2 separate regions of the Mus musculus genome follow, and region 2 is linked to region 1. The links are chromatin loops, found by intact Hi-C in ENCODE. Cell type or tissue: left cerebral cortex. All regions are shown on one strand. Each heading gives the region's core, and the rest is flanking DNA. Links, peaks and the distances in the headings are about the cores only. Region 1 holds the start of Lix1 (limb and CNS expressed 1). Region 2 overlaps Gm41537 (a long non-coding RNA gene).

Region 1 (16,361 bases), core at 6,039-11,038:
CTCAGATACTCATTTTTTATACTCTGCTAAAAGTGTTTCTATAACATAAACTGATGTTGAAGATAGTTTAATAAGACCACAGAATGTTTATTTTGTAATACGTTTTTCTTATGTCCAAAGCAGATTGGGAATAAAAGTGTTTGACCTCATTTTTCTTGGCTTTACTTCACTACTGCTACATAAGAAGCTTGTTTCTATTTGATTTATATGGTTTGTGATAGTGTCTATCAGAGTTGTGAAGACTAGATGGAAGAGGATTTGTGAAAAGGACTGGACACGTAACACAGTGGTAGAGTGTATTTTCATTTACTTTTGTATCACAAAACCCTTACCAGAGCCGGGGTGGTGGTGCCTTCCTTTAATTCCAAGCACTCAGGAAGCAGCCTGGTCTACACACTTTGAGGACAGCCAGAGCTATGTAGAAAGACCCTGTCTGGTAAGTAAATAAAAACATAGCCAGGCATGGTGGCAATCAGCAGGTAGATTGGAGTTTGAGGTCATCCTGGTCTGGAGAGTGAGTTCCAGGAGAGCCAAGATTACACAAACCCTGTCTCCAAAAAAACAAAACAAAACAAACAAACAAACAAAAAAACGCAAAGAAAGATTAATGTACTTTCAAATATGGTGTGGATTTATTAGGCTAAAATTACTAATATACCCCTTAAAGCTACTAAAGAAAATTAACTAGACTAACCATCTTTTCTATTTCATTAAACGCAAGCTGTGATCCTTTCTAGTATTATGATTTACACTGGGTTAGCATGGTTGAAGCCCAAGGTCAGTGTCCACCCAAACCAAAACATCTCTGTGAGAAGCTTTGCTTTCCACTTTCTTTAATAGTTGACTTCGTTCCCATTAAACAAGCTTTTTTCTATGCAACATGTAACTTATATTTGTGCTAACCTGGTATTGGTAGCCACTGATCTATTCAACATGCAGCTGGCTTTGAACTCCAGAACCATAGAATATTTAGAGGGTATTAATCATAGGGTGAGTGCAACTTAAAATAACTATTCTTTTTCGTCGCGTACTTGGTAAAATTTCTGACAAATAGCTACCCAATTAATATCTCTGCTGCTATCTCCAAGTTTAGCAGCCACCTCCAGGATAGGCAGAAGCCCATTATCCATGTCCTCTGTACCTCAGAATGTAGAGCATTAAGCTACATCTTAATTTGCCATTGGTTTGCAATATGTAATATTGTCTTAGCACAACTGAATTAACACCGTTGGAGGTTAAAAGTCAGTATCTAGCCAGGCGTGGTGGCGCACGCCTTTAATCCCAGCACTTGGGAGGCAGAGGCAGGCAGATTTCTGAGTTCGAGGCCAGCCTGGTCTACAGAGTGAGTTCCAGGACAGCCCGGGCTACACAGAGAAACCCTGTCTCGAAAAAACCAAAAAAAAAAAAAAAAAGTATCTAGAGGACCTCAGAGCTGTGTGATAACCAGGAGTATGGGGATAGTTCCAAAGCCCAGGAACTTAAAAAACTAGCGTCCTTAAGTCTTTTACCTCAATATTGTAAAGTATAGATAGTAATACCATTAAAACATGTTAAATTGTTTAAAATTAGACAGAGGAAGGAGTTGGTTCGTAGGTTAAAATGCTAGCTGTTCAAGCATGAGGACCTAAATGTCAATCCTTAGCACCCTTGTATAGGAGAAGGCAAGCACTGTTGCGTGTCTGTGAATCAGTGCTGCCGTGCTGAGGATTCAGAAGGAGGTAAGTCTCTGGTTCAGGCGGGCCAGCCAGGTTAGCCAAAACAGCAAGCTTCCATTTCACCAAGAGGAGCTCTCAGTAAGGTGAAAGGCAACAAAGGAAGACAGTGTTGACCTTTAGCTTACAACACACACACACACACACACACACACACACACACATTACATAACAAATTAGTATCAATGCACTTTCTTAAGTATACATCATAATACAAATTTGTTGCTTGACATGAGTATCATAATATATGCCTCCCCCCCCTTTTTTTAATAAAAGAAAGTGACTATTTAAACACTACTATAATTCTATGTAACCTCGATTAAGAGGTAAAAAAAATTATGTTATTCCTAGATCTGTTTTCCAAAACCTTGGTAGTGTAAAGCTACCAGGGGAAAGTACATGGGTTTTTAAGATAATAATTTGTAGTTGGCACATCATCTCAGACAAATTATGAGTAAGCTGACCAACCTTAGGAGAAAAAGCCTGGTACCAAACTGATGCAGATGAACAACGAGTGCAAGGAAGTGTTCCTGGGGAAAGTACTCTGTGGGAGAGGGATTTGGTTAAATAGACAGACTGAGAAAGACAGGATGTAAAAGAGGAAGTCATGCAGAAAATTTGGGAGACAGAAGTGTAGTGTGATTTGCTGTAATCAAAAGAGAGCAAGTCACAGATGACTTCAGTGGAATGGGGACAATACTGCATAAGGGAAAAGCAGCTTGGTTTTGAGCAGCACAGTTACTTGATTTTAGAGATTATAGGTGGGACTCAGGGATACTTGTCAATGTTAAAATGATTTGAAAGGAATTTGGACTGAAATTTACACGGCAGAAACATTGTGGAACAGGGCCTATTCTATCGTACTAGAGTTACCGAGATTCACTATAACCTCATTTTAATTGTAGCTGTAAGCAAACAGCTTTAAATGTCAACTCTCTAGCCTCAAGTCACAGAATGAGTAAGGTTGGGAAAGCATTGATGACAAGATGGAGCTGATGAAGTGATAGCAAAGTGAATCACAGGACAGCCGCATTGGGGTGCATGGAGTGTGTACCTGATTGGGGTCTCTGTAGAGTCACTGGGCACTGCACCTATCTTACCTTACAGGCACTAAGAATTGCTAAGGAGACAGTTCACCTAACCAGATTTTGGGGTCTATCCTGCCATACCTAACATTTTAAGAAACACAGTCTTTCTTTCCTTTACATGTTCAAGAAAATCCATCTCAATAGATAAATTCTCTCTGAGCACATTCTTGGAGTTTGTGGATGAGGGACACACTGTCCTTGAGCTCAAGGCTACCCAAGTATTTTTTTAAGAGGAGTAGAAGACTTTGCGGTTTTGTACTTTGGGCGTTCTCTGATTTACAACTTGTAGGAAAATGGGGCTCCTTTGTGTGCTGTTTCCTATCCTTCAAGCAAATTTTGAAAAGGCATAGTTCTTTGTCAGCAGAATGCTTGCTAAGTGCAGTCCTCTGATCGTGACAGCCTAGGAAGCACGTGGAAATTATAATTTACAGTGTGAAATGGAAGGGCATGAGGCTTTTATCTTAATGTAAGCATATCCATAAGTAGCCGGAACTGAATTAAGTGTCTGCTGCTGATGCAACCTTTACAGGAAACCTCATCTAAAATAGATGAAGCTGTGAAATGACTGGTTGCTGGAACCTTGTATCATCAGCTAATCTCATACTTAAATCATTTGTTTGTAACCAATAAACATTTCCACTTTGTTTTAAGCTGATACTTTTTCTTCTAGTCTCTCTGTGTCTCTTTTCTACCTCTCTCTCTCTCTCCCCATATATATATGTATGTATATATATATATATATGTGTGTGTGTGTGTGTGATTTATTAATTATTTTTTGCAAAATTTAAGTGTTCTGCACAACCATACCCCCCAGAAATATGACTTTTAAAAATGGTGTCTCAGCCCCCAGCACACTCTGTAGAAGACCCATCCTCTTCATTTGAGGAGTGACTCAAACAATGCCGGAGTTCAGTAGCCTCTCCACAGACAAATCTCAGTATGCAGCTGTCTCTTATAAAAGCCTTTATCCAAACACCACATTGGTCTCCTCCCAACAGACAATAAGCTCTGAGCTGTACATTCACTTCTTTTAATTATTAAAGTGGATGCTTAAAAGCCACTTATTCTCTTTTCTAGCTTCTTTCTATCTGAGGTGACGCTAAACATCAACAACATCAACTTCTGAGTCTCCTTTCTCCTCCCACCCTTCCTGGGCAATAGTACTGATCAGTGACTTTGACCTCTTTTGCCAGTTCCTCATTTCGCCTGTCCAGTTCACCCTGCCCATCTTCATTGGACTCTGTCTGTCAGTGCCTGTAAACTCTTTGTCTTAACACTTTAACTCCATACCTCTGCTTCCTCTTGATTTCCTCTGTCTTGTCATAGACTTTAGCATCAAGGGAAGTGAGTCATTATTTCAAAGAGGATATGTTCTCAGCTCTCCCTCAGGGTCCCCCTTCCCTCCTTTCCTGTCATCTGATTCACTAGGAGTAAAATATGTCAGTGGTCACTGAGATGGCTCACTGAGCAAAGGTGCTTGGTGTACAAGCCTGGCTGCCGTGGTTGGATCAGCAAAACCCCGGTAAGGGACAGACTCAGCTCCCCAAAGCTTCTTTGGTCCTCACATGCACTCCAAGGCATGGAAAGTGCACCTCACTTTACCAGTTACTCTCACACACAATAGGAATAATATTTTTTAAAAAGAGTGTATGTTAGTTGAGGCTACTATGACTACAGCCCTATCCTTTAAAGCTGCCTTGACAAGGTTGGCCACCTTCTCCAGAGTATAGCACGCTGTTGGCATGAGGAGAAGTTTTCTTTTTCATTTTTAACTAATGGTGACACTTTGGTACACTCTGTGGTTTCTAAATTCCAATTGGTAGCCCCCATACCATTCTTATAAACGTATAGTGAGTTGCTATTTTGCAATAAGCATGCTACTGGGAAATGAGCAAAGCTCTTTTCGTGTGTTCCATACATCCCTCTGGAAGCTGGGAATGCGCGTCCTCTTTCACTGACGGCACCCTCTTAGGTGCCAAGTTTCCAAAGGATGAGCATGTCAGTTGGATACCATTTCTCATCCTTTAAATTAGTACTCTCACAGTGTTAGAAGATCATTTTCTGTACTGTAGTCTATTATCTCATTTCCATATAGATATTTATATATTTGATTTTTTTCAAGACAGGGTTTCTCTGTGTAGCCCTGGCCATTCTAGAACACACTTTGTACACCAGGCTGGCCCCGAACTCAGAGATCTGCCTGCCTCTGCCTCCCAAGTGCTGGGATTAAAGGCATGTAACACCACCACCCAGTAGACCCAAGAAATGTTTATGGATATTTAAAGAATATGTAAGCAGAGGCTTAGAAAGACTTAATTGAAAGATTGAACTTAATGGTGAAACAATGCTAATTGTGATGTTGTGTAATCTGTCTTTATTGTTTTCATTTATTAAATGAGAATCATAAAAGGCTATGAAATCATAAATTTGCTCTGAAGGTCTTGTGAAGATACTCATAGTTTTCTTTCAAATTCCTTTGTGGCTTTGGCAGTGAACATCTTTGAATTTATCATATTGATATTGGTTATGTTTACTACAAATGAATGGTTAGGTTGAATGGGACTAGAAGCGACTTTCTAAATATCAGTCTAGCATTTATGAAATGAATCTGTGACTTTCTACATGTCTAGAAACTCTGTGCTCATATTTGTGTTTAACCACAGAATCATGGGCTTTAGAACTTAAAGGGAACATTCAGATTCGCTCCCTGGTTTTATGGATGAAAATTGTAAACTCAAAGATGAATGGCTTGTCACGGTTAGATGACAAAAATATAATCCTAGGCCTTATTAAACCCACACTTATTGTTCCTCCTACCACGCTATTTTTAAGATTAGAAATTGAGTCTCAAGTGATGGCTGCTTTTCCAGAGTATCCAGGTTTAAGTCCCAGCATCCACAGACACCAGGTACATATGTGATACAGATACATATGCAGGCAAAACACCAGTACACATAAAGTAAAACAAAATGTGTTAGACAATTATTACATTCAATTTTAATTTACAGGAAAAGCCCATTCACTGATCAGACTTCAGGCATCAATCATTTTCTGTTTCCTATTATGAGTATCACTCTTTTGAAAAAATTGAAAAATAACTTTGTTATTTGTCCTGGCTCTATAATGAGAACATTGTCTTGGTTTCTAATACTATGTTACTCTCAAAGCACTTACATAGGTACTATGTGTCTAATCTCTTGTGTAACAGAATTTTTTGTCATCCACCAGTCATCCAGATTATTTTTGAAACTAAGAACCTCTTTTCACAAAATAAAAAAAAATGAATTTAAAATTCTTGGATGCCGGGCACTTGGGAGGCAGAGGCAGGTGGATTTCTGAGTTCGAGGCCAGCCTGGTCTACAAAGTGAGTTCCAGGACAGCCAGGGCTACACAGAGAAACCCTGTCTCGAAAAACAAACAAACAAATAAATAAAATAAAATTCTTAGACTACAGACAGTAACTTTTTTCTGGCCTGAAGTTATTGCTCAATGATAGATAAATTGCCAAGCCTGTACAAGTCTCTGGGTTTGGTCTTCAGCAACACACACACACACAAACACACATGTGAGCATTCATGCCTGCTGCTCACAATTTGATGCAAGGCATATATAGCATACTTTGTGACCCAAAGTAAGTCTCTTCACATGAGGTTCAAGCATATATATGAACTATAAATAGATCTATGTATCATTTCATTTTGTCTATGTGACAATCCTGAATTTCTTCTCTGGGTGGCCTAAATTTCCTGTGGGTATTTGTCAAGGAATAATCATTATAATAGCATTTATTATCACTGCTACTTTTTCCTTCTCTGTTTTTTATTAAGCCCACCCTTCTACAACTAGCTGAAGAAATTGATCACATGAAAGACATTCTATTTATATAGTCTTTAAAGAATTAGTTTCACAATAATGGAATGTGAAGATTGGAAGGAACATGAGACAACAATCTGTGAGTTCTGTGTAAAAAAAAAAAAAAAACTTCAAATGAAGCAGCAAAGTCCTTCACAGCGCCTCAACAACAAGAGCATACAGCTAGTAAAGTTGGTTCGTTTGTTTCTGATATTACATATTCCTGAAGTGTGATATGTGATCACATGACATGTTTGTCTCTTGTCAAAGTGTTATTTTACACATGTGTACGGATCTGTAGAGATAGGAAAGAGTCTCATTTGCTGAGTTCTTTTAATAACTTTCTATTAAACTTTTCTTTTAAAGGTATTGCTTTTTGCTCTTAGTCGATAGAAATTCTTGTCACTGTTGTTGCTGCTGTTGTTTTTGGTGTTGCTGGTGGTGGTGGTGGGCTGGTGGTGTGGTGGTGGTAGTTGTAGTGTCTGTAGTCTATGCAGGTGTGTATGTAAGAGCATTCCAGAGAATGATAGTAGATAGCTTCTATCACTCTCCACCTTAGTTTTTGAAACAGCATCTTTCAGAGAATATGAAGCTACCCATTTTTGCCAAATTGACTGGTAGACATGTCCTGGGAGCCACCTGTCTCAGCTTCCGGACCCTAATGTTACCTGTACATGCAGCCATGTATATGCAACCATGTCCTGCTTTCACTTACATGCCAGGAATTTGAACTAAGTTCTCTTGCTTTCACAAGAGTCCTGACACCCTGAGCCATTTCTCCAGATCTCACCATTAAATTTTTAACAGAATAAATTATGAGAGAATGATATCAGGATTAATTAAAGTCAATCTTGGGAACGATTTGTCTTGGAGGGTAACAGAAAAAGAAATATGGTCAGGCAAAGTATAAAAGAGTTCACTAGGGATTGCTTGCTACTGCTCACCAGAAGTGACTGTCATTGCAGGGAGGATTCTGATTTCAGAAATAATGCATTATCTCACTCTAATCGTAATCTTTATAGTTCCTCTTTCCCAAAGGGGAATTTAGATTGTTGGTTGTAGTGGTTATTCAATGATGGCAGTCCCAAGCCTTCCCCTTGTAATTTAGGAACCTGCAGGACGATGCCTTCTTGAGTACCTATTCCGGGGGCAGCACATTTAAAGAAGGAAGGCTGAAAGAAATGCCCAAATGGGAAGGCAGCACAGCATCCAGGCAAAATCTGGTTGGAGAAGAAATCTGTTCTCATGATGACTGAGCTTCCCCAGCCTGCCTGTAGGTGGGTGTGTTTAACAGAACGAAGCCATGGGAACCAGCCTGTCAGCCAGCCTTTCAGGCTAATTAGCTCAGCATACAACAAAGATAAGTGAGCCTGAGAGGAGGGCCCTGAGGGTCTTTAGATTCTGGGAAATGTCTGATTGGCAGATGTTAAAAGGGATTCTTTAGTAATCCACTGCATCAATGAGCTGCACAAATTCAGTCCAGAGCTGCAAGAATTCAGGCATGAGGAGACTGTGCAGGAGGCTTGCACAGGCAGACTCGAGATGGACAGAACCTTGGAATCTCTGAGGCACATCATTGCCCAAGCCTTGCCTCACAGAGACCCGGCTTTGGTCTTCAAAGACTGTAAGTACTGAAGGAAAAAAAAAAAAAAAAACCTTTTTTCCCCCCCTGACTTTTTAGAAAATAGTCCTAAGTGTCTAGTCACATCTTGTTTAACTACGATTTCTGCTAGATCTTTGTAGTCGTGTTCTGTGGGCTAAGCAATATTTAAATTGTTCCCGACTTCAGCCAGGAGAAGGCTTTCCTTTTACCTACGCCCACAAGACTCTGGGCTGTTTTGCCAAGACAGTACTGTGTAGATGACTTTTTCTAAAGTCTAAAACCTGCCAAGTCTTAATGATCTTTTCCAGATGCTTTTTAAATAAAACAAAGCTGAGTGGAACTCAATGAAAACTAAAAATAACTTGGAAATGATAATTAAAAAATGCACTGCTCGTTGTTCATCTATTTAATCTTTCACACCATAACTAGACACATTAAATCAGGTATTGTTTTATCTAAAAGTATTGTAGCAAACAAAATTTAATTTTAACCACTGAGCTCCTAAATTTTAATAGCAAATTATAATGCCAATAAAATGTGATGCCTTCTAACTTCAGCCTCATTCCCGACATCCCCACCCCCACCCCCACATGGCATGGCAAAGTTATTTTTAAATCTTTTTCTAAAATGATTATGAAAAATAATTCAGCCAATCTTTACAATTCCAGCAATACTATTAAACCATTTGTCATATAAGTTCGCTTCTGGAACCAATTTGATTTCTCGCTGCTGCAAAACAGACTATCTTCATAGTGTATCTTATCTACAGTGGGTGTCAGATTACAAAGGGCTTCTGGAATAGAATTGCTCTTTGGATCTGCCCAAAAGGTGAAAATGCATATGGAATGTTTTTAGCCTGCAATACGTTACAGCTTCCTTTCTTGTGACTCTAGTGATGTGTGTCTCCATCAAAGTATCAGTGGTTTGGATTCTGCTTTCTGATTAGTGAATAATGCCCCTTTCCAGATGTCCCTGAAGCTTGTATTTCTCATATGTGTGATGAAAAAAAAGCAGAGAGAGAAAGAGAGAGAGAGAGACAGAGAGAGAAAGAAATGTCTGGCCTCTTTATTCTATAAAACTTCCCTCTTAGAAATTAAATTGTAACCAATCTGTCCTCTAAGGCATAAAATGAAAGCTACTTTCTTTCTCAGTTTAAAAAAAAAAATGTTGCCTTCAAGCATTTGTCAATAGCTATGTTAGAAATAATAAAAGTCACTCCATCTTCAAGCTTAGCCTGGCGTCTATTCTGGCTTGCTATGTTTCTCCCAGTGAAAGAGAAGGAAAGAATGTCTTTCTCCTTCAATGCATTCAAATCTTAGTGAAGGGTGAAAGGCTTTGGCATGTCCAAAGCTTTGGATAAATTGTAAGAACTTAGACCTAGAATTTGGAGAGCAGAAGAAATAAAAGGAAATGGAAAGAAAAGTTCAAATATGACGTTGTATGGTCCAGTTCTTAAGCTGAACTAATTTCTTCCAATTGCATACAGTTTAGAAGAGAAACTATGAGTTGTTAAAGGGACAATGTCTGTCACCAAAATTTTTGCAAGAACGCTATTTATTTTTTGCTGTTGTTTTCTTCTGAGACCCTTGTAAGCCACACAGAATGTTTTTTTTCCCATATGGAAAAACTGTGTCACATTTCATATATTTCGTTCATTAACAACAAAAATCCCAACATTAGTATGTGTCATTGTGGACTTACTCTGGAATGAACCACTTGCTCTGCCGCTGCTCTGTCCAGTGAGTGTGAATACGAGAATGTTAGATCCTTTCCTTTCCAGCTTTTCTAACCTGGAAATACAATGACTGAATGATATAAGCTAAAGGGCAAATGTCTACCAATCTTAGAAATGGGTTTGCTTTCTGAGTCAGGACATCAGATGTCTGCTTGAGGATCAAGCCATACACTGCCAACTGTGGGTGCTACACATGTCAGCCTGGCTCATGAACTTTGTTACTTTGGCACGAATTTAAATTGCTGCCACGGCCCTCCTGCTGGCAACCTAAAAAGCTGCCACCAGCCTTAATGGCAGTTCTTAAAAGTCTTCTTCCTGTCCTCCTAGCCCATTCAAGGCTCCTCCCCTGCCGCCACCCACCTAGTCTCTGCCAGGAGGAACACATAAAAAGAATTGCTTCCTTGCTTTCCTGGAAGATGAAAAGGGACTTAGAGAAATTATAAAACACAACTCAAGTGAACAAAGGAGCATAAAAAAGAAACTGCCGCCTGTTTCTAAACTTCTCTTCTGTGAATGCAAAGTGGGGTTTCCTTTACTCTTTAGACACACAGTACAGAGAGCAAAAATTGGCCTCCTGAGACATTCATCGCCCTCGGTTGGCTTTTGATTTGCTTACAAACAAGCAACAGTGGGTAAATTTTCTCTTCAAGTTGATTAGGAAAAGCACTCTAAGAGTTTTCTGGTCTGAGGCAGAACCATGTGGGAACGGTTACATTCGCTTAAGGAAGTAATGTTGAATTCATGGCTCAGCCTTCAGATGGCATTTTACAGTATGTCCAGTCTGTTATAGTTTAGATAAGTTGTTCATCTACAATAACTGTGTTTTTAATGGTATTATTTTCTTTTTTTTCTTTTTTTCTTTTTTTTAAAAGGAAAGAAATCCCACAGCATTTTTCTTTACTTCCTAGTGGACATTCAAATGAAAGAAGTTTGGGATGAGGTGGGCTCCCAGTATGAACTTTGCTTCTGAAGGCTGCATGAAGCTGATCTCCACAACAGGAGCATCTCTGCCACAGGCAGCACTGGATAGCTCCACGGGGCCAAGCAGAGTGTGTGTGCAGAGAGATTATGGCATATGTCCATGCTGCCTTCCACTCTGAGCTCTCTGCCATCCAGTTTCATTCTGTGGGTCATGAGTCACAAGCAAGGGTGAGCTGTCTTAAGAGCAGCCCCTGTCCTCTTTTGTGGAGCATGCACTTGCTATTTGTTTGCTACTGTTTGACCATGCCAAGGGGTTTTCTCAAAAGAAACTATTGCATGATTTCAAGATGGCTGTAGAGCAGATCTTAACCCAGGCACTAATTTTTCCCATTACCAAAGGATAAGGTAGTTACCTATCTAATCTGTAGAGTGTTTCTTCATTCATTTTATAGAAACTAGGATGATAAATTCTTATTGTATGACAGATTCTATGCCAGAAACATTTATTCTTCATAGTAAGCCAGTAAATATAGATAGTTCTGTGTGTACTGTTGCTATAAGTGAAGGAATAGAAGCAAATTGACCAAGTCCCACCATAGTCGGGGTTGAAGGCTAGACACAAATGCTGTCTTCCAACCCTTTACCTTTAGTCACTCACTGCATGACACTGCTTCTTAGAGCTGCCAGTTACCATATTATCAGGGCTGTAAGCGAAAGCAGAGAATGGAGAGAAATGAGCTTTTCTGAGAGGTGGGAGAGCCTAATAAGTAGTTGTCACTGAACAGAGTATGACAGAAGTGTAGAGGTGGGGGCATTTTTAGAGGAGAAGAAACCACTTTGCCAAAGGCCAGGGAGCACAGATTGAATGGGAGCTGACTAGGAGAAGCAGGTTCAATCTTGCTGACACCCAGGTACTGGATTTAGGTATGACCTTAAACTATGCAGGAGTTTATGGCTTTATGTGTCCTGGGACAAAGCCTAGATGGCATCTGCTGGAGGTATGTGTACTGATAGCAATACTAGGAAGAACTGTAGCTTTTATCAGTAGGAAACCAACTGGTCAAATCAGGAAAGGTGTAAGGTTAGTAAATGGTAAATATGTCTCTGGGAAGAAGTTACTTGCACGAACTGAAAACCAAATCAAAACAACTTTATCCAAAAGATAGTTTAGAAGCTATCTCGATTGTCATTTCAGCTTCAAGAGTTAGCGGGTGAAGGGTTAGCTTTATAAAGTTACATGTTAGATTTCACTGATTTTTTTTTTCCACACTATGATGAAAAAGCAAGATGGCGTCTTTGCTAAATGTAGCTCAGTTAGATGCAAATTTCTCACATATTTGAGGTGCATTGACTTTTTTTATTTGAAAAACATTTCTCTGCATGGAAGGTTTTATGTATATCAGATAGGTGAATACTTAACTTCAAAGAGCACATTTCTACCCTTTAGAAAACTCAGACCAGACTACAAGGCTATTAAAAACAGCTTAGTAATCATGAATCTGGCAGTGTATAGCCTGGGAGAAGAAAAATTCTCTCCAGGAAAGTATTTTTTTTTCTGCCCCATTCTCTTTAGTGTAGTTACTTGAAATCTATAAATTTGATGATACATTTATAGTTTTCACATTCACAGAGGGGGTGGATGTAAGAAATGTAAAAATCCCTGCACACGCTGCTACAGTGTATTCCACCATATAAACTGCCCTTGAAGGAACTCCATTTTAGTTCAGAATTCCATCTTAATTGCAATAGAGTAAATGTTGATACTTTTAGTATTAAACTAGAAACGCATGTTTTATGGAAGCCTGCTCAAATGCCAATTTTATTTTATTTATAACAGGACACAGTGACTTTTATTTGAATTTAGACTGATAAAATGCAAACTTCAGCTCAGCTATTAGCGGTATAAAGGATGTTCTCTTTATCTTTTATCAGCAAATGCTCATTTGACAGTTTAAATATTGAAAGACAGCCTAAGGAGAAAATATTTCAAAGTCTTTTAAAGAGGGGAGTAACTTAAGTAACTCACTCACTTAAAGGCCATATCTGTTTTAATACCTTTTCCCTCATATATAAATACATTTAAAAGGTCAAAATAAAATATGATAGACTCTTATCCCATGAAGCCTTTTCATAGGCTGCTGCCCATCTCACCAGAGGGGTTTTTTTTTTTAATTTTATTTTATCCAACAGTTGAGATTTGTTAGCTTGAACTCAATTTTAACAACTTCTGAAACTCATGTGCTAAGTTACAGCCTGTAATAGGATACAGCTGCCCAAGGGTGAGGTTCTAAGTTATGATCTTTCTGTTTAAATGATATGGTTTTACTGATTACGTGCTACAGATTGATTTAAGAAATGTTAGACAACTTTAGAAGCCTTTCATAATGGAATTTTTATTTAATATATTTCATATTCAAGTTTTAACCCCAAAGGCTTTTATTTCTTTTCCTCCATGTTCAAATGCCCATGTCAGTTTAGTCTGAAGAGGTATTTAAAACAATTCCATTTTAAAAGAAAAAGAATCCTATTGAAAGTTAAGAGAGGAGACAGTGACTCATCCTGCAGTTCTCCCCATTGTCTCTCGGAGTCAATGGAATGTTATGGCTTTAATCGTTGGTTGGCTTTATTTTTGTCCTCTAATGCGGTGATAATCAGTTGATCCCTACTTCGATTTCATCCTGTTGAGCAGCTGTGAGAACCCATCACTAACCCACCCCTCTGTTGGTATTTGTGGCCTATGCTTGTCCATCTGCATTTCTTCACCATGCTTCTCAACTACCTGTTATAATTTCCCCAGCGTGGTTTTGTCCATAACTTAGTTGTAAATCTCAGGGCAGAGACAGACTTTGTATTTTTGTCACATGGCAGAAGCGTTCTACAGTTCCAAGTACCTGGAAGGTATATGGCAGACATGTTTAAACTATTAATTGGCTAATTTTTCTCCCCTGTGAAAGGGGAGGAGTTTTCCCACCACCAAGTATTCTCCTTAATGATGAAATAAACGTCTCAGCTCTATTCTAAGCCTTCCTCAGTTGGCACAATTGTCAGAGAATAACTACATTTAGGAATAAGTTAACATAAAAATAGGTGTGGGGTGGGGGAAACATGAAAGAAGCAACCTTATAGACAAAAAGCCACTTCAGGCAATTCAGCCAGGAAGCTGCCTCAGGCTAGCCTCCAGCCAGGAAGCTGCCTCAGACTAGCCTCCAGCCAGGAAGCTGCCTCAGGCTAGCCTCCGGAAACACTCCACAGTATCAGAATTCATCCCTACAATCATCCTGAGTATGACTCCAGTTAAGGGTCACTAGGACATTCTTCTATAGCCCAATTCTACCTGCGTCTTACACACTGGCCCTGTAGCAGATACTAAAAAGCATTCTTTAAATCATTATTTCCAGGGAAATACATTATATACCTAAGACCGTATTTTTACAGATTTGACCATTTTTATAAAACTAAATTGTGTGAAGAAATAGCTTCAGCTAGTTATGTCACAATAGCACTCCCTCCAGGGGTCCGACATACAGTGCAATGTCAGTGCCCAGTAGAGCGTGGGGGAAGATAAATACCCCTGGTTGGTAAATAGGTCACATCTACACAGATTTTTAAATGGGATGACATCATCTGGCCCATGCTACAATGTAAAACCCACATGTGAACTCTACCATGCAGCAGCAGCTGCTGCTGCTGTTTAAGTGTGATACATACAGTTTAATTGGCCTTTGCAGTTTCCTTTTGTTCCTCCATACTTCTCTCTTCTCCCTGTGTCCGTGCAGTTATATATGAAACATAAATGCTATTTAACTTTTCTCATAAAAGAATTTACACTTCTGCCTTTTTAAATTCTAAAGGTGAAAAGTAATGCCTGCCCCCAGTGGGGGAAAAAAAAAAGAAAGATATGACTTTTAATTATTTTGTAGACCCTCCAGAAAGGTTAACTATGTAAAACAACTGAAAGGATTTCCATTCCTTCAGAGAAATGTTTGGGGTAAGGGATGGAAGTGGAAAAAAAAAAAAAAAAAGGAAAGAAAAAGCAAACAAAAGCCAACCAGCCTTCCAGCTGCTGAAGGAGCTGGGGCACAACCCTTGAAGAGTGCCCCTGCCGGGAACAGAGAGGACTCCAGCTGCCTGCCCACTGGGCCAGAGCGCTGCCTTAAAAGAACTTTTGCATAAAAGGAAAAGAGGCCAAGGCTCCCCTTTTGCTGCAGGACACAGGGCCAGTGTCCACAAGAGTTGAGTGTCCTGGCCAAAGCCAAAGCTAGGGATCATTGAAAATGCCTGGGCAGCTGGCATGGCTGATCAGTTTCTGGAACACAGCCAGGCTCAGCACAAGATCCAGAGGGGCCCCATTTTTCAACCTATTGTGCATGCATTATAAATTAATATATCATGAGTTTGCCTTTTACGTTAAGAGTTCTTTTCCTGTTTTTCCTTAATAAAATTAGAAAAATCACACTAATGAGAACAAGTTGATGGAGTAGTAAAGACTACTTAATGTTATATAAAATGTCACCTCTTAACAGGTTTTTAATTAAAGGTGATATTAAAATATCAAAAACATAAATCCATCTGTTTAAAAGCAGAGAATCAATTTGAAAATATGTTATCTTGAAAGCTGCTTAATGATTTGTAAATGGCAGCCTTTCCAACGTGTCTTAGTTGTTTTTGGCAAGCGATATTTTACTCTGCTAGAAATTTTTATGATATAAGATGAAAGAAATTGGTTCTTTTTCATAGTAGATTTATAACAGACTGTTACAATCCTTTGTATATATGTGTGTGAACAAATGGCCTCTTCTAGGACTTGCATCTTAACTCATTGGACTGGGCCATTGTTGCGATTATAAAAAGATAAAGGGGTATAAGAATATGTTTTATGGGAATGTGGTGAGGTGTGGGGGAAGGGGGTGTCTCAATGGGCCCATGCCAAGGCATCCCTTTCCCCAGAGGTATAGTATAGAATAGAGTTTATTCAGGACCTGGGGAAGGAAGTTAAGAGGGCAGTAGAGGCAGAGAAAGGCAGAAAGAGAGAGGGAATAAAGAGAAGAGAAGAGGAGAGGGGAAGGGAGCAGAGGGGAGGGGAGGGGAGGGGAGGTAGAGGCTGGCCATGACCATGTGGAGAGAGGGGGAAGGGAGGGGCGAAGGGAAAAGACCAAGAGGGCATGAGAGAAGTGAGAGGGAATCAAGAGTAAGAGAGAGAGAAGGGGGCAAGCAGCACCTTTTATAGTGGGTCAAGGCCTACCTGGCTGTTGCCAGGTAACTGTGGGGGTGGAGTCCAGACAGAATACCAACAGTCATGAAATATATTGTTTCTACTTTCTTGAGGCACATGAAGTCACTAAGTATTAATTTAAAATAAAAGTTTTTATTTCTCTTATTCCTGCTTCTCTCCCGTGCCTCTTGCCCCCTTGTCCCCCCCTCTCCCAACTCCCTTCCCCCTCTCTCTCCAC
Region 2 (16,361 bases), core at 4,365-9,364, 96 kb after region 1:
TAAGCCATTTAGTCTGAGTGCCCAAAACTTTGTGCGCTCCTTGGACGGCGGAATACTAGGTTTGACCTGCACAGGGCTTTCACGAAGTACCGGGGTTAGAAACTGAAATTCAAAAGAGAGGCCACTGTTTTGGAAACTGGCCAGCAGAGGTAGTAGCTTTAAACCAGGAGCTGCCACAGGACTGAGAGTGCAGCTTTCACAGGAAGGGACCCAACTCTTGATCTGTTGCTGCCTTGAGAGACTACAGCTCCTCAGGTTGCACTGCAGCCGCCATGACACTCCACAGACGAGCAGCTCCTGGCCTTCAGGATGGCGTGTGAACTGTAGTTTTGTGTTAAGATGCACTGCTCCAGCTAAGATTTATTAATTTCTCCCAAACCAAATTAACATGAATGTGTTGAAGCAAAGGACTTGGACATCCAGAGGATGGTGGAGGAAGGATGTGATTAAAAATAGTAAATTTCTTATTAAGTGAATAAGTTACACAACACCACTTTATAACTAATGTGTGTTGCAAGGACTGGGAAGTGTGTATAAGTAAAAGAGATTTCTAAAAGGAATCCTCAGAACCATCATTCTGTGCACTTCTCTTTTGGAGCCTGATTAAAAATAAAAGTTTCCCCCGGAGGTCTGCTTTAAAAGTAGTAATGAACTAATGTGCTAAGGTAGTTAGTACTAGTCCACAAACGCTTTCTCTCCAGTTAAAAGAGTTTATATGTATTTGTAGAACATTTCCTTAAAGGGACAATGTGACCATCATTTTGAAGAATTATTTGTAGGGGCAGGAATTTCAAGCACTCAACAGAAAGATCCGGAGGAGCTCTGAACCAAGGATTGCCTGTAGATACCTCTTAAATAGCGTGGCTCCTGTCTCAGTCTAACGTTAGCCTATCCTTAGTCTACACAACTGACTCCCAGCTGAAGCCATTTATGCCAGCATTTAAGAACCAATTCAATTCCTCATATGCAAAACAATTCAAGATCCTCAGGCAGCTTGACAAATAATAACTACTTATTTTGGATACATATAGTACTTCATAATCCTTTGTAAATGTTGGTCTCAGCACTTGGTTTTAAACTTATTTGTTTGCTTCTCTGTTCTCTGTCTTCTCGCTCTCTTTCTTCCCACCAGCTTGTGGTTTGGTTAAATTCCCCCAAAGGCCATGTGCCTGGAAGGGAGAGGACCATTTAGGAGAAGGGATCTCTTGAAAGGAAGTTAGGTTATTGGGGACATGTTCTTAAAAGTATACCGAGGACTCTGGTCTCTGCCTTTCTTTTGCTTTCAGGCTGGCGTGAAATCAGCAGCCACCTCTGGTTTGAATTCCTACAGTGATGATCTGCTTCAACCATAGTCCTAAAGCTACACAGTCTTGAAACTGTGAGTGAAATCTCTGCAAACCTGAGCTAAAACAAAATCTTTTCTTCTTAAGTTGTTTATCTTAGGTATTCTGTCTGAGTGATGGAAACATTTAAAAGTTTTAGCAGATACCTTGGGCCATTACAGATCTTGAGACAATCAGCCTTAAGTATCTACCAGTGGTCAGAATTTTCTTGGAAACTCAGTCAGCCTTGCATGATTTTCTCCTGAAAAACCCAATTTAGTACGCATCCCCCTATCTAACCGAACACATGAAGGTATACCTCTTACTCCTCACTCTTCAGGGCCACGTGTTGTTACCTCATGTTTCTTAGCTAAGCCAGGTCATAGTTTAGTACCTGCAATAGCACATCGATGTCAGGGTGAGAACTGTCCTTCACTCTGCAGGGTCTGTTATTCTGTCTTAGTCCATTAGTTTAGAACTACATTTCTATCTTCTCTAATATCTGTAGCTATGAAGTGAATACCCGAGCCTCCTGAATAAAAATAGCTCACAGTCATGACTTACCTTCTGCAGGAATAGCCCACATTGCTGATTTCCTAGTGCATCCTGTCTCATCTCTGGCTAGACCTCCTTGACGTGGGCTTTTGGCTATATTGTTTCTTCTAGCAAGGCCAGCTTCTACCTTATGCATAGCTCTTTAGGATTACCCCCAGTCTAAATTACAAGATACACTCTAGTGCATCCTTTCCCCCTCTCTGCTTCTTAATCCTAGAAACAGCCAGCAATGTCTTGCCCTGAAGGACAACCGGTACAGCATGAACTACCACAGAAGAGAGTGAGAGGGCATTTGTTTTACCTGTTTTGCTGCCTGTGAAGTGATGCTCTTTCATTTCATGCTTCTTCCATGTTAGGATGAAGGGCTTCGAATACATCCTACATGTGTTCAGTATCTTTGTAACCATCTGCTTTACATTCCTTTCTTCTAGGGTTTTCCACTTGAGCTTGAGCTTGTGTGACTCTATGACTAGCCTGACATGCATAGATTGAAAATTAACAAGAAAAGGCCTGCTGGTCTTATTTGGTTTCCACAAAATGGTTCCATTCATGGGCATAGTAAATATTAATTCTACCCTCTAATGTTCTTGAACACAGCATTGTTTTTCTGAAACATAGAACTGCTGCAGATTTGTTAAGAAGTGAGCTATCACAACGAAGCTGAAAGGAATTGTTTTTAATCTTCTCTTTTAGATTTTTTTTGAGATTGTAATTATATTTTCCCTTCTCCTTTCTCCCTCTAAACTGTCCCATATATGCCTCGCCTACTCTTTTTCAAATTCATGGCATCCTTTTTATTAATTGCTATTACATGGGCATATGCATATGCATATACACATATATTCCTAAATATAAACTTCTCCATCTGCATAATGTTGTTCATATGTATGTTTTCAGGGCTGACTATTTGGTATTGGCTAACAATTGATGTGCTTAATTTCTCTTACTCTCAGCATTCCTTGGTTGCCTGTAGTTCTTTGTGTAGGGTTGAAGTCTCATGGGCTTTCCGCCATCCACTTTGGCATGTCTACTGGGGTCATCCTTGCTCAGCTCATGTTTAGGTAGTCATGTTGACAAGACTTTATGGATGTAGCTTTTTTTTTTTGTTTTTTTTTTTTTTGTTTTTTTTTTTTAAAGATTTATTTTATTAATATATGAGTACACTGTAGCTGTCTTCAGACACTCCAGAAGAGGGAGTCAGATCTTGTTGCGGATGGTTGTGAGCCACCATGTGGTTGCTGGGATTTGAACTTTGGACCTTTGGAAGAGCAGTCGGGTGCTCTTACCCACTGAGCCATCTCACCAGCCCTGGATGTAGCTTTGATATTACTAGCAGACACATCTCACAGCGATTTCTCTGGTCCTCTGTTTTTTACAATCATTCTGTCCCCTCCTCTGCAGTGTCACCCAAGCCTTAGGTCTAGGAGTGTTTTGCAAATGACTGCATTGGACTGGAGAAAGAAATTTTTTCTTAAGCAAGTACAATAAGATTGTAGTCTTTTCCTGAGCATTACTTTTAGCCTTGGATAAAACAGATAACATAATCTGGTCTTTGTTTATCCTGTAAAATAGGGAATTGGGTAGAGATTTAAGCTACCTCCAAAGTCAAATCAAACATAAAAATTGAGCCGTTGAATTTAGGCAAAAGGCTAAGGAGCGATTACAGTAAACAATCTGGGAGTCTGGGAATCATATCACAACAGTTGTAATCATATCAGCTGCTGAATGTAGTCCATCAAGGTCTGCTAAGCACTCTGTATTGAAAGCCCTATGAGGTGGTGTCTCAGAGCTGAGAAAACTGCAGTAAAGACCACAGTGCCCCACCACTTGCCACATGACCACAGTGTTTATTTTAATTTTTAAGTGTCTTTGATAATAAAATTTAAAACTTCAAGTAAGTATTGTATAGAGAAATTGAAAAAAAAATCTCCACAGTATTTCTTTTCCTTAGTTCCTTAGTGTTCCTGGGGCTTGCCCCTCAGGAATTCATGGCCATTTTTTTTTTCACATTTAACTTTTTGAAGATGCTTCCATTGAAAGTGATAGTTTGCTGCAGACCCTCTGGGCCCCTTTGTCTGCGTGGAATGGGTCTCTAGTCGCAGGTGGGCAAAGTGTTGGATGGAATGACAGACAGATGCACACAGGAGAGGTTGTGTAGAATCTGAATGTAATTTGTCAAATCGAGCACCAAACTTTTTATACAGAAGAAAATAGGGAAGTTGGGTGACACACCCGCAAGGTACAAAGAGGTTACTGGATTCTTACACAAAACAGAGGAATACAAACACAGAAGGTCTAACAGGAACCACCTGGGATAGAATTCATTGTTAACAACTGGGATCAAAAAGAGCTCCACTTAAGATTTACTTAATCTTAGAAGCTAGGGTCAAGGGCTTTGTGCCCTTGCCATAGTTCCTATTTTAGTCTATTGTATAGTCCACCTTCCTCCTAGGCCATTGTAAATATGTGTGTATGGGTGTAACTCAGCTATCTATAGTTCTAAGTATCTATTTTGGTTCCTCTTTAGGTCTCAAACCTCTTTCTTCCTAGAAGATGGTAAATTCCTGTGTAGGGCAGTGACTTAGCTTTTATTCAAAGTGATAGTGTAATACCAGAGGCAATTCTGAATGTCACTGAATAGGCAACATTCTTACTGAATTCCAAGCCCATGGTCAGCTCAAGGACTTTCTAGGACGTTGGAACACTGGTGAAGGCTTAGCTATGTCAGAATTCAATCTTAAAAGGCACTTATAATAAGATACTACTAAAAGAGAGCACGTGGATCCATACACCAGACTAATGAGGGAATGGGGTTTGAGTATATGAGTTAAAGAGAATGCCAGGCTCCAGGAGGTGAGTTTCCGTGAAACTCTCTGCCTCGTGAGTGGCTTCCAGGCCTCTCCGCCTGTCAAGCTGACTCGACCGGAGTGCATGGCAATAGTTCAAGGGAGTGGGGCTCATAAAATCTCTCCTAGAAACACTCACAGTTACTGGGTTTCAGAGTTCAGATCTTTACCCAGTGAAGCAGTAAAGTTAGATCTTATTGATAACAAATATCATCAGCCCTTCAAAGAAAATCTAGTTCCTCGTGATTAACTGAAAATAGTTCTTTTTGTTTTCATTGGTTCTACCAACCCTCCACAGTCATCTTGACACAAGCTAGAGTTATCTGGGAAGAGGAACCTCAATTGAGAAGATGTTTCCATTAGATTAACTGGAGGCACTATGAATGGTGCCATCTCTGGACATTGGTTCTGAGTTGTATAAGAAAGCAGGCTGAGTGTCCCTTTTTCTCCACATCCTCGACAGCATCTGCTGTCACCTGAATTTTTGATCTTATCCATTCTGACTGGTGTGAGGTGGAATCTCAGGGTTGTTTTGATTTGCATTTCCCTGATGATTAAGGATGTTGAACATTTTTTCATGTGCTTCTCAGCCATTCGGTATTCCTCAGTTGAGAATTCTTTGTTTAGCTCTGTACCCCATTTTTAATTGGGGTTATTTGATTTTTTTGGAGTCTATCTTCTTGAGTTATATATATATATATATATATATATATATATACTGGATATTAGTCCCCTATCTGATTTAGGATTGGTAAAGATCCTTTCCTAATCTGTTGGTGGTCTTTTTGACACTCCTCCATTGTTGGTGGGATTGCAAGCTGGTACAACCACTCTGGAAATCAGTCTGGCAGTTCCTCAGAAAATTGGACATAGTACTACCAGAAGATCCAGCAATTCCTCTCCTGGGCATTTACCCAGAAGATGTTCCAACTGGTAATAAGGGCACACGCTCCTCCCATTGATGGCAGACTAGGATGGCCTAGTCCGCCATCAATGGGAGGAGAGGCCCTTGGTCTTGTGAAGATCACATGCCCCAATACAGGGGAATGCCAGGGCCAGGAAGCAGGAGTGGGTGGGTTGGGGGACAGGGCGGGGGGAGGGTATAGGGGGCTTTGGGGATAACATTTGAAATGTAAATGAAGAAAGTATCTAATAAAAAAGGAAAAGAAGTTATAAAAGAAAGAAAGAAAGAAAGAAAGAAAGAAAGGAAGGAAGGAAGAAAGAAAGAAAGAAAGAAAGAAAGAAAGAAAGAAAGAAAAGGAAAAGTCATAGAAAAGAAAGAAGTCCTGAGGGGTCAATGTAATTCTCTTTTCTGAGGCATCATTTTGGGATTGACAGGAACTCGATTTTTCTTTCTTGCCTCACAGAAACAATCCAACTCTGACACTGTGGGGAAAGAATATGTAATTACAGAAAGAAAAAAAAAAAGAAATCACCTGAAAGCAGTTGGGATAAAAAAAAAAAAGAAAGAAAGAAAGAAAGGAAGGAAGAAAGAAAGAAAGCAGGCTGAGCAAGTATAGGAGAGCAAGGCAGTAAGCAACACTCCTTCGTGGTTTTTGCTTCAGTTCCTGCCTCCAGGTTCCTGCTCTGAGTTTCTGCCTTGACTTCCCTCACTGAGAGCCACCAGATAAAATAACCCCTTCCTCTCCAACTTGCTTTTGGTCTTGGTCTTTATTACAGCAATAGAAACCTAAGGCCATTTCTAATGTTAATTCCACATGAATCTTATTCCACATGAATCTTTTGAATTTTATTCCTCACTAAAATAAAACACAACATTAAAAAATATATCAATCTAAGTGGTTACAGTATGAGCCTATAAACACAGATCCTGGAAAACCCTTAAAATGCAACAAAATGTTTATAGGTCTATCTCTGTATTTCTCCAGAAAGTCTCAAATGGACCTATGGTCCAAAAGATACCAATACCTATTGATTTAGATATAATTGTTATGGAAAGAATTCTCTGAAGCCAGTATTTCTCTACTTCTTGCCACCTATAAATTCTCACATTTGAGAACTTGCCATGAATGGTGATAGTGATATTTACATATCATTTGAATTATCTCTGGACTTAGTTAAAGATGAAAAACATTAGGAATTTGTATTGAGACAGGTCTGGAAAAGGTTGACTCCAGCTGGCTGCATCTGAAATTGGTTAGTGCTTTTTTTTTTTTTCCTTTGTTGCCAAGCAACACTACTTGGCATTAGTAATAACTTCCTGGAGCTTTGAGCTCCTTTCTCGGTGTTAGGAATTGCAGTAAAGCTCTGTAGCATGTGATTATATTCAACTTTTCTAATTATACTCACAGATAAATTGTGCATATTACTTTTGCATTTGTAGCAAAGAACCATGGGTTTCAGTGGTACATTCATAAAATCCTTAAATTTCTATCTGCTTCTGAGGATATTGTGGTTTCAGTGGGACCAACAGGAAAATCCAAGGTAATCTCCTTGTTTTCAGGTCAGCAGATTAACAGCCTTAATTCCATCTGCAAACTCAATTCTGCTTTGCTATGTTAGGTAAGAAAGTAACAGTTTCTGGGATAAGCACGTGCATATCTTTAGGGAACTGTTTGCTTATCACAGAGTAGTGCCAAATCTCAGTCAGAAATAGAAATGAGAAGGCTCAGTGGCGCAGCATGTACTTAGGATGTCTGAAGCCCTGAGTCCAATCTCCAGCTCCAGGAAAGGAAAAAGAGTCGAGCCCAAAATCTACCTACATAAAATAGCAAAGTGACACAGTTTGGCTCCTTCCCTGTGAACATTTATGTGCATAATTGATTTTGGAGTATCTGACAAACTGGTTTAGCAGGAAGAACTACTGTTGTGCCAGGAAATGTTAGTGTACCCCAAAAGACCACGAAGGTGCCGATTCCGATGCGATCGCATTAGGGTCTTTTTATTCAAGCTCTGAGCTTGGGATCCCAGCCAACCTTGACATAGCAGGGAAGTGGATCCTTGAGCCTAGCTTTAGGCAAGCATTTATAGAGGCACACATCTGATTGGGGGGGGGGGTGTCATTATGGCCTTTAACATAATTGGCTGGTGCTGGGGGCCAAACCATAAACTTAGCTTCTGTTTTCCTCCTGCTTGGCGGCTTAAGAGCCACCAAGTGTGGCTGTTAAGTGAAGTGAAGTGTCAGGGGCAGGCTTGTAACCCGAAGGTACAGACTTGTTGGGGAATAACCTGGAAACTGGTGCTAGACTCAAGTCTTGTTTGGGGTGGGGGTGGGAGTATAACCCAGAAACTGGTGCTAGGTACCAGTCTATTACTTAACTCCAGTTCAACCTTAAGTAGTCAGGTTCTCTAAGATGAAGTATGGACCCAAAAGGTTTGGTCTCTCACTACTACCTAGGAATGCACTTTTTTCCTGAAAAGAGGTATAGAAATTTCCGTTTATATGTATCCTGTGACACTATGAAAATAACACTTACATTTATTGGGTTGTAAGCACTAAATAAAAGAATAGGGGAGAGCCAGTTTGCAGGCAACTCATGTCTAGTATGTCCTTTAGTGGAGGGGCTGGCATGGCAATGAAGGGAAAGAACTGTGTGGCCATCGCTGTAGACAAGCGTTTTAGGATCCAGGCCCAGATGGTGATCACAGACTTCCAGAAGATCTTTCCATGGGTGACAGGCTCTTCTACATAGGCCTGGCCGGCCTGGCCACTGACGTCCAGACAGTTGCCCAGTGACTCAAGTTCCGATTGAACCTGTATGAGTTGAAGGAGGTTGGCAGATCAAGCATGAGATGAACATGGTGGTCAACCTCTTGTATGAGAAACAGTTTGGTCCCTACTACACAGAGCCTGTCGTTGCTGGCTTGGACCTGAAGCCCTTCATTTGCTCTCTGGACCTCATTGGCTGGCCCATGGTGACCGATGACTTCTTAGTCAGTGTTGTCTGCTCAGAACAAATGTATGGAATGTGTAAATCTCTCTGGGAGCCTGACATGGATCCAGAACACCTGTTTGAAACTATTTCTCAGGCCATGCTGAATGCTGTGGACTCGGATGCTGTATCAGGCCTGGGTGTTATTGGCCATATCATTGAAAAAGACAAGATCACTACCAGGACGCTGAAGGCCCAGATGGACTAACCTATGCTCTGGATGGACTAACCTGTGCTCTGGTCCCGTCTCCCTTTTTGTTGTTTTTCTTTTTAATAAAATCACCTTTCTTTCAAAAAAGAAAAAAAGGAGAGGGGTCACCAAAGATAACTCAGCGATTAAAGGCATCTGTGGCTAAGTCTGAGGACCTGAGAGCAATCCTTGGTATCCATATCATGGAAAGAAGAAACTGACTCCTGCAAATTGTCCTCTGACTTCTACACACATTTAACAAAATAAAACAGAAATAAAAGGAAAGAAAAAGATTAGAAAAATACTCCATATAGTGTAGGCAAATAACTATGAAATGGTCGTTACGGCTAAGTATGTTTCTTTGTATTTTGAGCTGGGAGGTAAAACAAATTTTAAAAAAATCAAAATTCTATTAGTTAATCTGTTTTATAGTTTCATGCCAGTCAATACAACTTCCTTTTCTTTCTTTGTTTCTTTCCCCACTTTTCTCCCTCTGTTGGCTTCCTTTCCCCCAGGCAATAATTTGAATGTTTAACTTGTCATCTGTTTTATTATGTGTGTGCTCTGGCATCTTCAAAACATGGTTTTTTGTTGTTGTTTTGTTTTGGGTTGAGGTTTCTTTCTTCCTTCCTTCCTTCCTTCCTTCCTTCCTTTCTTTCTTTCTTTCTTTCTTTCTTTCTTTCTTTCTTTCTTTCTTTCTTTCTTTCTTTCTTTTGGTTTTTGGTTTGTTTTTGAGACAGGGTTTCTCTGTGTATTTCTGGCTATCCTGGAACTTACTTTGTAGATGAGGCTAGCCTTGAACACAGAGACCCACTTGTTCTGCCTCCTGAGTGCTGGGATTAAAGACATGAGCCACCACCACCTGGCACAAAAGTGTTTTTTTTTAATCATTTGTAAAAATTATGCAAATTAAAAGACAATATGTGTACATCTTCACTGCTGAAGAGCAACCCATGACAGTATCTGACATAATTCTAGTCTGCCTTTCTCTAGGTCAGACTAAAAAAGGTTTGAAAAAAGGTGGTTCAGTAGGCACACCTAGACTTCCTTAGGGAACTCTTTCTCATCCATACTGACTACCTAATTATGCTGTTCTCACCCATTAAGATACACAGCCATCTCTGTTCCGAAGCAGGTCCCACCCAGGAGGGCACTAGTTGACATGTGCTACAGAGTATAAGCCATAGGTAAGAGTTCTTTATGCACTGATTCAAAAGGGTGTGAAACTTTCAAGTCATATTTCCTGAGCATTCTATTATCTAAATAGAGAAATTATTTTTTATTAAGACATGGCATGATTATAAAGAATAAAGACCCACTCAATGAAAAATGAGGCTTATTCGAAGGGCAATAGGTATTGGGAAAAGTGAGAAGTACCCTCAGGCCTTAAAGGTCTCCCTAGTCTACAAGGTTTCCGGGCACTAAGACAATGTTCAATACGCTTTTGTACAAGTGGGCAAATGAGTAGGTAGATGAAGGGATAGAGAAGCATCAGAAACCAAGGTAGATGGTCCGGCTGGCTCTAACGTTGCCCTTGTAAGCTTACAGTTCTGCTTGCACGCATCAGCTCTATGTGCCTATTTCTGATAGATGTAGACGGCTGTTGTATTGTGGTTCTTCTACTCAATGATTGACTTGTCCATTGGCCTGTGATGGAGTTCCTGGAATGTGGGGCTTTTAAAGCTGACGTAAGGAAGGTCTCAGGTAAAACAGCATTCTTTTCATGCATTGCCTCAAGGTACCTTATAAATTAACTCCATAAGTTTATACTCTATAGTCCCCTTGAATTAAGTGTCATGACATTAATATCACGACACAATATTTAGTGAACTTCATTGGGTCATCACAAATTTGCTGGTTTCCCCCACACCTGGATTTTAGGTCTGCTGTAATCAGTCTTTACTGAGGCAGACACAAACCCCACCCACAATTCAGTGAATCATAATCTACAGACATAACCTAGCATATTATTCAGAGGTTCCCAACAAAGGCGATTGTTCACAATCAGGGGAAAGGGATAAGGAAAATAGTGAGATTGCTGGGTGTCCTGAGATGACCCTCGCTGACTCCTCGTCTATCTTCATTTGTCTCCCTTTATGAATCTACCTTTATTTCCATGTATTTGATCACAATAAGCATCAGGTATTTATATTTTTTCCTAATGGAGAAGTGGTATGTGGATCTTTGTGCATACTTAATAATGGTTAATCTTTCTTTCTTTCTTTCTTTCTTTCTTTCTTTCTTTCTTTCTTTCTTTCTCTCTCTCTCTTTCTCTCTCTCTTTCTCTCTCTCTCCCTCCCTCCCTCCCTCCCTCTCCCTCTCCCCCTCCCTCCCTCCCTCCCTCCCTCCCTCCCTCCCTCCCTCCCTCTCTCCCTCCCTCCCTTCCTCCCTCCGTCTCTCTTTCTCTCTTTCTCTCTTTCTCTTTCTTCTCTCTCTCTTTCTCTCTTTCTCTTTCTTCTTTCTCTCTTTCTCTCTTTCTCTTTCTCTCTTTCTCTCTTTCTCTCTTTCTCTCTTTCTCTCTTTCTCTCTCTCTCTCTCTCTCTCTCTCTCTTTCTTTCTTTCTTTCTTTCTTTCTTTCTTTCTTTCTTTCTTTCTGAGACAGGGTTTCTCTGTGTAGCCCTGGCTGCCCTGGAACTCACTCTGTAGACCAGGCTGGCCTTGAACTCAGAGACCCACCTGTCTCTGCCTCCCAAGTGCTTGAATAAAGATGGTTAATCTTGATTGTCAACTATAAGAGACCTAGAATCTGAAGATAATCTTCCTGACACACCTCTGAAGAATTATCTAGGTTAGCTTCTAGGCATGCATGTAGTGGTATTATCTCATTTAAGATAATTGTAGCAGGAAAACTCATTCAATGTGGGTGGACCATTCCTTTAGATGGGATTCTGAACTACATATAAAGAGAGCTAAGAACAAAAGTTCATTGCTCTGTGCATATTGATTGTTGATGTATTATGATCTGTTGCTTTAAGTTAATGCTTCCTTTATTTCCCTCACCACAGTGGACTGCACCCTTAAACTGTGAACTAAAATAAATGCTTTCTCCCTTGCACTGTGTTTGACAAGATATTTTATTACAGCAACAGGAAAAGAAAATAAGACAGCACAAAATGTTCTTTCAGGGAAATTCTGACTCAGTACAATTTTCCTAGCATTTTCCTAATTGTAACTATGTTGATGTTTTTGCTGATAGTGTAAAATCACTGGTAGATAAAGCTACATGTGCTTTAGAATTAGTTAGTGACACCAAAACATTCTCGTAGTCATTTTATTTTTCAAAAACATGTGGTAATAGTAAAGGTCTGCATATTTTAAATGTTCTGCATAGTGGACCACAAAGTACTTACAATGTACTTATTTCTATTCATTTTTGAAGCAGATGGTTATATAATGGCAAATTACTTGCACAATTAAGATGTGAGCCGAACTAGTGAAGGAACACCATTGCTAATGAAAGGAAATAAAACTTGAGACATGTGATTCATGTAATTTATGTCAAATATCCCAAAGAGTTGTTTGTGAGCTTTGAAACCTGGGGCTGAGAACATAGCAGAACAGGCCAGGACATGCCCGGGCAGGCCCGTCGTTACATGTCCTGACTGGCCTAGTGCCTCCCTATCTCCCGCCCTTCTGACAGTCTGTTAATGTTTAAATGGACCAATCATGTGAAACCGCGCCAATTCCTCCACCAGCCCCACCCCTTTTCTATAAAAACCCCTAGCTTCCAAGCGTCGGGGTCAAAACCACTGTCTCCTGTGTGAGATATGTTTCGAACCGGAGCTCCGCCATTATGGCTCCACCATGTGGTCAACACCTCTGTCTCCTGTGGGAGATACATGTCGGCCCAGAGCTCCGTCATTAAACTACCTCATGCTTTTACATCAAGATGGTCCTCTGTTCGTGATTCCTGGGTGCGCGCCAAATCGAGAATTGAGTGGAGGTTTCCCCACTAGGTTCTTTCATTTGGAGGTCCCACCGAGATCTGCGTGACACCCAGGAACCCCGAAAGACCCCTTGGAGGTACGTTTGTTTGTGTGTGTCTTACATGTTGTCTGTTGTCTAAGTGTGGCACCACTGAATTTGTGTCTTGGTTTTTCAGTTCTGAGATTGTGAATTTGTGTCTTGGTTTGTAAATCTGTGTCTCGGTTTGTGAATTTGTTTGTGCCTTGGTTTTCCAGTTACGAGATCGTGGGTTCGAGTCCCACCTCGTGCCTTGGTTTTAGGGTTGCGAGATCGTGGGTTCGAGTCCCACCTCGTGCCTTGGTTTTAGGGTTATGAGATCGTGGGTTCAAGTCCCACCTCGTGCCTTGGTTTTCTGGTTACGAGATCGTGGGTTTGAGTCCCACCTCCTGCCTTGGTTTTAGGGTTGCGAGATCGTGGGTTCGAGTCCCACCTCGTGCCTTGGTTTTAGGGTTATGAGATTGTGGGTTCGAGTCCCACCTCGTGCCTTGGTTTTAGGGTTGCGAGATTGTGGGTTCAAGTCCCACCTCGTGCCTTGGTTTTAGGGTTACAAGATCGTAGGTTCAAGTCCCACCTCGTGCCTTGGTTTTAGGGTTGTGAGATCGTGGGTTCGAGTCCCACCTCCTGCCTTGGTTTTAGGGTTATGAGATCGTGGGTTCGAGTCCCACCTCGTGCCTTGGTTTTAGGGTTGCGAGATTGTGGGTTCAAGTCCCACCTCGTGCCTTGGTTTTAGGGTTACAAGATCGTAGGTTCAAGTCCCACCTCGTGCCTTGGTTTTAGGGTGGTGAGATCGTGGGTTCGAGTCCCACCTCCTGCCTTGGTTTTAGGGTTATGAGATCGTGGGTTCGAGTCCCACCTCGTGCCTTGGTTTTAGGGTTGCGAGATTGTGGGTTCAAGTCCCACCTCGTGCCTTGGTTTTAGGGTTACAAGATCGTAGGTTCAAGTCCCACCTCGTGCCTTGGTTTTAGGGTTGCGAGATCGTGGGTTCGAGTCCCACCTCCTGCCTTGGTTTTAGGGTTATGAGATCGTGGGTTCGAGTCCCACCTCGTGCCTTGGTTTTAGGGTTGCGAGATTGTGGGTTCAAGTCCCACCTCGTGCCTTGGTTTTAGGGTTACAAGATCGTAGGTTCAAGTCCCACCTCGTGCCTTGGTTTTAGGGTTGCGAGATCGTGGGTTCGAGTCCCACCTCCTGCCTTGGTTTTAGGGTTGCGAGATTGTGGGTTCAAGTCCCACCTCGTGCCTTGGTTTTAGGGTTACAAGATCGTAGGTACAAGTCCCACCTCGTGCCTTGGTTTTAGGGTTGCGAGATCGTGGGTTCGAGTCCCACCTCGTGCCTTGGTTTTAGGGTTGCGAGATCGTGGGTTCGAGTCCCACCTCGTGCCTTGGTTTTAGGGTTACGAGATCGTGGGTTCGAGTCCCACCTCGTGCCTTGGTTTTAGGGTTGCGAGATCGTGGGTTCGAGTCCCACCTCGTGCCTTGGTTTCACATCTGGCAGAGTGAGGAACAAGTGTGCTTAGATACTGGTGTCTTTTATTTTCTGTTGCTGTCTTGTTTTTGTGTTGCTGTCTTGTTTTTGTTTGTGGTTTTCGTCATAGGACAGACTGTGTGTGTAGTGCCGACTGCGGACTTGAACTGACGTTAAGACAGAATTTGTCAGTGATAGTTAAGAAAAACTGGCTGCACACAGCCGCAGGACTGGAATGAGACCTTCCGGCTTAGGCGGCAGCAGCGCATACTGGCCACGTGGGAAACCGTGACCAAGGGGGGAACACCCGATGCAGAGGTTTCCCCCGGGATGCCCACCCCACCACCACCACGGATTCACTGCCTATGGGACGGGCAAGAAGAAAAAGAGGGGTGAGGCCCACAGGGCCCGCGCTGGCCCCTCCTGGCTTCCTAGGGTCGACTAGAGTTCGCTGCCTTCCCCTGCTCCCTGAGTTGGCCTGGCGCAGCCAGCTGTGAGAGCTACCTTCCCTTCCCTGCCCCACGTGTTTTCTCTTCTAGAGAGGCCCCACCCTAAGCTGCTAACCAGTGAGGGAGACATCTGTCTACTTAAAACTTCTTTCTCAGGTAAGGAGCACCTGCAAGTCTAATCACCAAGCTCTGACAAATTTGTATAGAGGTCTAGAAAAAGGTGAGCTTAGACTGTAAGGAAGAGCAAAAGCTTCAGCAGACTCGGGAGAGACAGTGAAAAATAGAAATAACAGAGATTAGAGAGGTCCGAGATGAGGGAGATACCCCAAATAAGAAATATTTAGAGTAAAACCAGTAAGAGGCAGAGAAGGTGTATTACGAAAAGAGAGAGAGAGGCGAGAGGCAAGAGGCAAAAAAAAAAAAAAAAAAAAGGACAGGAGGGATCATAGACAAAAGAGAAATTTGACTAGAATCTTGGCCACAGTGATAGGAGAGAAAAAGACAAGATCTAGACAAGAAATCTGGGCAACAGAAGACCGAGCCTCAGCTAAAAAGGCTCAGCTGTGTCAGATTAAAGTTACTTATTTGAGATACATCCTTCGAGACGGGAAGTAGTGGCTAAAGAAAGCCAGAAAAAAGACTGTAACTCAGATCCCCACCCCAACTACACCAAAGCAAGTAAGAGAATTCTTGAGTACTGCTGGCTTCTACAGACTCTAGATACCTGGGTTGGCGACCTTAGCTGCCCTGTTGTACCCCCTAACCAAGGAAGGGGAGATGTTTTGTGGACCCCATATCACCAAAAAGTCTCTATGTAAAAGAGCAGGTGTCACCAGAAGAGTCCTTTCTCAGACTTTGGGACTTTAAAAAAGGCCAGTGGCTTACCTATCCAAGAAGTTACACCCTGTTGCCAGCGGGTGGTTTTCTTGCCTGTAAGCTATTGCTGCCATAGCTCTGCTTGTCAAGGATGCTAATAAGCTCACTCTGGGACAGCAAATAACTGTAGTGGCATCCCACACTCTTAAAAGCATTATCTGAAAGCTCCCTGACTGATGGATGACGACCAACGCTCCTGTGACACATCAAAGCTTTTTGTTGACTGAATGAGTGACCTTCGCTCCACCTGCTGTCCTCAATCTCACTACCCTACTGCCTGAGACTTCACCTACTCATCACTGCACTGACATTCTGGCAGAAGAGCTGGTACACTGATGGCAGTAGCCTCACAATTAAAGAACTGAGACGACAAATGTGATAGCCAAGAAGATCCTAAAAGAAATCTTCCCGAGGTAATGAACCTGCTTTGTTGCCCAGGTAAATCAGGGACTGGCCAAGATATTAAAGATTAGTTAGAAGTTACATTGTGCATACAGACTCCAAAGCTCAGGACAGGTAAAACAGATTAATAAAATTCTAAAAGAGACTGGTACAGACTTGGTGCTCCTTCCCCATGCCCTATTTAGAACTAGAAATACTTCCTTTTGATTCAGCCTTACTCTTTTTAAGATCCTTTATGGGGCTCCCATGTTCATCACTGTCTTAAATGATGTGTTTAAACCTACATGTTGTTGTAATAATAATCTGTATGCTAAGTTAAAAGGCTTACAGGTGGTGCAAAAAGAAGGCTGGTCACAATTGGCTACAGGGAATGAGCCAGGTACCACAAAAGACATCTCACC

What was found. Peaks named below come from ENCODE experiments on the same cell type or tissue, not always from the same donor. Only the 100,000 strongest peaks of a DNase experiment are listed, where the experiment ranks them.
Region 2: it touches region 1 in a loop (2.9-fold over the local background); 2 of 42 quality-filtered maps call a loop at or near these places.

Annotation. Positions count from the first base shown.
Region 1 is chr17:17,394,751-17,411,111 of GRCm38, forward strand. Lix1 (limb and CNS expressed 1) reads left to right here and starts at 7,936. Exons shown (of 6, transcript NM_025681.2): 1 at 7,936-8,276. The coding sequence starts at 8,195. It overlaps Riok2 (RIO kinase 2), which reads left to right. Exons shown (of 10, transcript NM_025934.2): 10 at 1-149. It overlaps Gm26873 (a long non-coding RNA gene), which reads right to left and starts at 1,943. Exons shown (of 2, transcript XR_003952270.1): 1 at 333-1,943. In left cerebral cortex, for the core only: a CTCF peak has its summit at 7,932; DNase peaks (open chromatin) are centred at 7,934, 8,433 and 10,350; H3K4me3 peaks cover 3,055 bases; H3K27ac peaks cover 2,358 bases.
Region 2 is chr17:17,492,121-17,508,481 of GRCm38, forward strand. It overlaps Gm41537 (a long non-coding RNA gene), which reads left to right. Exons shown (of 3, transcript XR_876645.1): 2 at 1,287-1,378. It also overlaps the pseudogene Gm5232. Among named protein-coding and RNA genes, the nearest start is that of Gm41537, 8.9 kb to the left of the region's middle. In left cerebral cortex, for the core only: no CTCF peak of the experiment used is centred there; DNase peaks (open chromatin) are centred at 6,938 and 7,378; H3K27ac peaks cover 531 bases.